Regions from separate parts of the Homo sapiens genome. Here region 2 is linked to region 1. Evidence: chromatin loops called from intact Hi-C (ENCODE). Cell type or tissue: Calu3. All regions are shown on one strand. Links, peaks and the distances in the headings refer to the core of each region. The heading gives the core; the rest is flanking DNA.

What was found. Peaks named below come from ENCODE experiments on the same cell type or tissue, not always from the same donor. Only the 100,000 strongest peaks of a DNase experiment are listed, where the experiment ranks them.
Region 2: a loop joins it to region 1, with 2.2 times the contacts of the local background. A loop is called at or near these places in 1 of 110 quality-filtered maps.

What each region holds. Positions count from the first base shown.
Region 1 is chr14:29,747,940-29,751,036 of GRCh38, reverse strand. All of the region lies in intron 1 of PRKD1 (protein kinase D1), which reads left to right. Among named protein-coding and RNA genes, the nearest start is that of PRKD1, 180 kb to the left of the region's middle. In Calu3, for the core only: no CTCF peak of the experiment used is centred there; a DNase peak (open chromatin) is centred at 1,536.
Region 2 is chr14:29,853,184-29,856,280 of GRCh38, reverse strand. All of the region lies in intron 1 of PRKD1 (protein kinase D1), which reads left to right. Among named protein-coding and RNA genes, the nearest start is that of PRKD1, 73 kb to the left of the region's middle. In Calu3, for the core only: no CTCF peak of the experiment used is centred there; no DNase peak of the experiment used is centred there.

The DNA.
Region 1 (3,097 bases), core at 305-2,804:
CATTCAGTGGACAACAGATGGAAGAGTAATTCTCTCCACAAAAAAGTGAAATGCCAGTCCCCAAAAGAGGAGTGGATGTAAAATGGCAACAATAAATGTCCACCGTCATGGGGAAACACATCTTTTGAATGGGAATATACATATTTTTAAATTACCTGCAAATATCTCCTATGCTTCATTTCCTACTCTCCTGGCCCAAAAGTACTGCAGATCCTCAAATAACATAATTTCATTCAACATTATTTCATTGTAATTTTGAGGGAAAAAGGAGTCAATTCCCAGCCAGGACCACTGTCTATGTGAATTTTCTCCAGGTACTCCAGTTTCCTCCCACATCCCAAAGATGTGCACATTAGGTGAATTAGCATGTCTACATGGCCCCAGTCTGAGTGAGTGTGAGTGTGTGTGTGTGTGTGTGTGCGCGCGTTCATGCATCCTGGGATAGGATGATGTCCTGTCCAAGGCTGGTTCCTGCCTTGGCCTTGAGCTGCTGGAATAGGCTCTGGCCATTCGTGATCCTGAACTGGAAAAACTGGGTAGATATATATCTTACTTGTTTTTCTTCATCTTTCTTAAATGTATGTATAGCTCGCATTTAATTCAATGTTTAGTATTAGGAGTGTTTTTATCTTTACTTAGAAGTTTGGTGATGTTTTTGTAACCAGAAATATGCTGTAGGAACTTAAGTTTTGTTTATATCAACTAGCTTATGGTAAAATTGGTTTTGTTATACATTATTTTACGTAAAGTTGCAGTTCCCAAGAACCTACCAATGACATTGAATGAGGAGTTACTGTATATAATTTGGAGCTCTGGCAGACTTAGTATTTTTTAAAAATTCATAGTTGATTTTTTTAAACAAATTTGCTTTACTAGAATGAATGGATCCTCTTATGAAACGTCCTTTGTTTCACATTTCATAGAATATTGATCCTGCCTCTGAGGGAGTGAGAGTCCTCAAATAATGACTTGTGTTGCAGTGACCCTTGTTCTACTCAGAGCAAGGAGGAGGAGATAATTCCCTTGGCCATTCATCAGACTCTGTTCTGTGATACTTCTTTTATTATAATCTTGAACACATTTTTCTAACGTTTTTGCTGTGTAAATGTTCATGTTTGTATGGCATACATCCCCAACTAATTCTGCCAGCAACTTACATTTTCTCTGAAGCAACTTGCACATGCAGTAGGAAAATAAATATTGGATTTATGATTAAATAAGATTTTGGAGGTATAGGGTTTTATCTATTAGTCACTGATTTTTTTAAATATCATCTCCTTGTCTTATATAATAATTATGAAAACAATGGTTACTTATTAAACTTTACTGTGACCACACCCTGTACTAATAACTTTACAGATGTAAAGCTGTACCCACAACTTTATGTGATTTATATACACATGGATAAGGAAGGTAACACCCAGCATGGATCAGTAACGACCCATTAAGTAAACAGTTGAGTTAAATGTGCCTGACCTGCTCTGCCTCAGCCATATTCTTCCCATGATTGCATCTTGGTGCTGGTGACTGTGCTGTGGTTGGAGGGAACACTCCAAAATGTTGGTAGGAAATGAGTCACTGGAAGAGTGACCCCTGTGTGCCGTCCCCAGCACAGGCACACACACATACTACAGACATAGCCGGCATATATTCCAACCTGAATAGGCTACAAAACTTCTATCCTGGGGTTCTTGCCTGTCTCTGTAACAACTGGTTTACCACCCCTCCTTTTTTCCCTACTTCTTTCATGCTTTTTTGAAGAATGGGGCTACAGACTAGCATATAACATGGTATGAACTGGCTATCTGAAGAGTGGGAGAAGAGATAGTGTAGTAGGTCTAAGATAACAGCAGAATGAAGTCCTGTTGTGCAAAAGCTTATTCCCTCTCCTTAATTACAGAGGGGTTACATATATGTAATGGAAAGTTTGAAAAATGCAGAAAAGCATAAAAGACAATACAGTCTTTTTTATTCCACTCCTACTTATAATCCCACTCCTACATATACTTATAGTTAACATTTTTTATTTCAAGTCTTTTATCTATGAGTGCATTTGTTTTTTAATAAAATTTGAACTCCAAAATCTATATAATTTTATAATTTTATTTTTGCTTACTGGAATCTCATGACAAAACAACATTAAGGATTTCGTTTTTCACCACTCTCTCATTTACTCATTCATTCAGAATGTTTTAATTGAAAACTTAATATGTGATAGGTACTGGCTTTTAAAGATGGCATGGTACATTAAGATGATTCATCTTTATTTCTTTAATTTTCTATTGATGGCTATATTTATTCAATTGTCAAATATTTACTGAATACCTATTATGTGCTTGGCATGTCCTAGGTGCTGGATACAGCAGTGAATGTTGTAGACAAGATCCCTGCTTCCTGGAAGCTTACACTGAGGGAAATGGTAAACGGGGCTTCAAGTAAACATATGCACAGAAGAGCTGAGGGCCTATGTGAGATCTTATTCCATCAGATTTCCATGTTCTTAATATCTATCAAAAGTTTTGGTCAGTTGATAGCTCTCTCCACTCCCACTTCAGTGGTGATACGGATTAATTCCCTTTGTAATTTACTGTTGTTTCAGTCGTGGAAATGATGAAAGGTTAATGTTTATGCTTCATCTGCAATTTTGAACCAGAAGGCTTCTTGGCTTATGTGATTTGAAAAGACTTTCACCAATCAGATAAATAAATTCATATTTCTAATTTATTTATTTAGCTATTTATATTTAATTCATTTAGCATACATTTTGGTTGGTTGTAGACATTAACTTTATTTTTCCCCAAATATTTTGAAATCCCAAACCATAGCACATTGCATACATTCAATAAATTATAGCTGCGAATCAGAATATTTTCTATTGGGAAAATATTGCAAATAATAATTCTTCAGTGAGATTGCATGGTGCTCACACACATGTTACAAAAAGTATATTGAGTGCATTTGGATATTTATTTAAGAAAAATCGTAAAGTTTTTGGCCGGGCGTGGTGGCTCACGTCTGTAATCCCAGCACTTTGGGAGGCGGAGGTGGGAGGATCACTTGAGGTCAGGAGTTTGAGACCAGCCTGGCTAACCTGATG
Region 2 (3,097 bases), core at 268-2,767, 110 kb before region 1:
TGGAATATAGAATGATCTGCTTGTCTCAAGTGAAAAACTCCTTGTAGACTTGGAAAAAGAGTTTGCCTTTGACTGCATAGGCTGGTACCTATTTTTTGATTTTCTAGCATTTTTCCAATTGGCCCATTCAACTTCCTTTATACCCTTTGTGATGTGAGGTATCGGATGCAATATTCTTTGTATGGTGCCATCCTTCATCCAGATGCATATGTTCTAGTGAAGCCAAACTGAAGGAAGAGAATGACTCTATTATGATGGATTAGTGTGCATATATTAGTCTATTTTCATCCTGCTAATAAAGATGTACGCAGGACTGGGCAATTTACAAAAGAAAGAGGTTTAATGAACTTAACAGTTCCACATGGTTGTAGAGGCCTCACAATCATGGTGGAAAGCAAGAAGGAACAAGTCACGTCTTACATGGATGGCAGCAGGCAAAGAGAGAGAGCTTGTGCAGGGAAACTCCCATTTTTAAAACCATCAGACCTCATGAGACCCACTCACCATCAGGAGAATAGCATGGGAAAGACTAGCCCTCATGATTCAACAGTCTCCCACTGGGTCCCTTCCACAGCATATGGGAATTATGGGAGCTACAAGATGAGAGTTGGGTGGGAACTCTGAGCCCAACCATATCATTCCATCCCTGGCTCCTCCCAAATCTCCTGTCTTCACATTTCAAAACCAATCATGCCTTCCCAACAGTCCCCCAAAGTCTTTACTCATTTTAGCATTAACTCCAAAGTTCACAGTCCAAAGTCTCATCTGAGACAAGGCAAGTTCCTTTCACCTATGATCCTGTAAAAGGCACTGGGTAAATACAGCTCTTCCACATGGGAGAAATTGGTCAAAACAAAGGGGCTAAAGACCCCATGCAAGTCTGAAATCTAGCTGGGCAGTCAAATCTTAAAGCTTCAAAATGATCTCCTTTGGCCCCAGGTCTCATATCCAGGTCATGCTGATATAAGATATGGGTTCCCATGGTCTTGGGCAGCTCCGTCCCTATGGCTTTGCAGGGTACAGCTTCCCTCCTGGCTGTTTTCATGGGCCGACATTGAGTGTGTGTGGCTTTTCCAGGTGCACAGTGCAAGCTGTCAATGGATTTACCATTCTGGGGTCTGGAGGATGGTGGCCTTCTTCTCACAGCTCCACTTGGTGGTGCCCCAGTAGGGACTCTGTTGAGGGCTCCAACCCCACATTTCCCTTCCACACTACACTAGCAGAGTTTCTCAATGAGGGCCCTGCCCCTGCAGCAAACTTCTGCCTGGGCATCCAGGCGTCTTTATACATCCTCTGAAATCTAGGCGGAGGTTCCCAAACCCCAGTTCTTTACTTCTGTGCACTCACAGGCTCAACTCCATGTGGAAGCTGCCAAGACTTGGGGCTTCAACCCTCTGAAGCCACGGCCCAAGCTCCCTGTTGGCCCCTTTGAGCCATGGCTGGAGTGGCTGGGATGCAGGGCACTAAGTCCCTAGGCTGCACAAAGCATGGAGACCCTGGACTCAGCCCACGAAACCACTTTTTTTCTCCTAGGCCTCTGGGCCTGTGATGGGAGAGGCTGCAGTGAAGACCTCTGACATGGTCTGGAGACATTTTTCCCATTGTCTTGGGGATTAACATTTGGCTACTTATTACTTATGCAAATTTATTCAACCAGTTTGAATTTCTCCTCAGAAAATGGTACTTTGTTTCCTATCACATTGTCAGGCGGCAGATTTTCTGAATTTTTATGCTCTGCTTCCCTTTTAAAACTGAGTGCCTTTAACAGCACTCAAGTCTCCTCTTGAATGCTTTGCTGCTTAGAAATTTATTCTGCTAGATACCCTATATCATTTCCCTCAAGTTCAAAGTTCCACACATCTCTAGGGCAGGGGCAGAATGCCACCAGCATCTTTACTAAAACATAAGAGTCACTTTTGCTCCAGTTCCCTACAAGTACCTCATCTCCATCTGAGACCATCTCAGCCTGGATTTCATTGTCCATATCACTATCAGGCTTTTGGTCAAAGCCATTCAACAAGTCTCTAGGAAGTTCCAAACTTTCCCACATTTTCCTGTCTCTGAGCCCTCCAAACTGTTTCAAGCCCTGTCTGTTACCCAGTTGCAATGTCGCTTCCACATTTTTGGGTATCTTTTCAGCAGCACCCCACTCCAATTTACTTTATTAGTCTGTTCAGCAGCACACCACTCCAATTTACTGTATTAGTACCAATTTACTGTATTAGTCTTTTCTCATGCTACTGATAAAAACATATCCGAGACTGGGCAATTTACAAAAGAAAGAGGTTTAATGGACTTACAGTTCTACATGGCTGGGGAGGTATCACAATCATTGTGGAAAGCAAGGAGGAGCAAGTTACATCTTACATGGGTGGCAGCAGGCAGAGAGAGAGAGCTTGTGCAGGGAAACTCCTGTTTTTAAAACCATCAGATCTCATGAGACCCATCCACCATTATGAGAACAGCATGGGAAAGACCTGCGCCCATGATTCAACCATCTCCCACCAGGTCCCTCCCACAACACATGGGAATTATGGGAGCTACAAGATGAGATTTGGGTGGGGACACAGAGCCAAACTGTATCAATGCAGTTCATGATGTATCCTCTATTATCAAAGATGAATCCTTCCACAAGTGTAACTTAGCGTCAGAAACTTCACCACTGGTAAATGACATGGAATATAGTGCAAAGACCTTCGGTGTAGGAATGCAGATGGTTCATGCATGATTTCATCTCTGCCACTGTCTAGAAATATAAGCTTTGATAAGTTTGTTTATTTTGTGGGCCTTGGTTTCCTAGTTTATAAATTAAAGCTAAAGTAATCATCTCTGCCACTGTCTAGAAATGTAAGCTTTGATAAGTTTGTTTATTTTGTGGGCTTTAGTTTCCTGGTTTACAAATGAAAGCTACAATTAAGATAGCCTTTAAAGCTGTCATTACATTCTGTAATCCAAGGCTGAAATAAAATAGGGTGCACAGAAGTGCATTATTGCAGTAAAGTTATAGGACTTTCTATGTCTCCCTTTATGTTTGTCAGTTTTTGCTTCATATAATTTGATGATCTATTATTAGGTGTATGAACATTTATGATTGTTA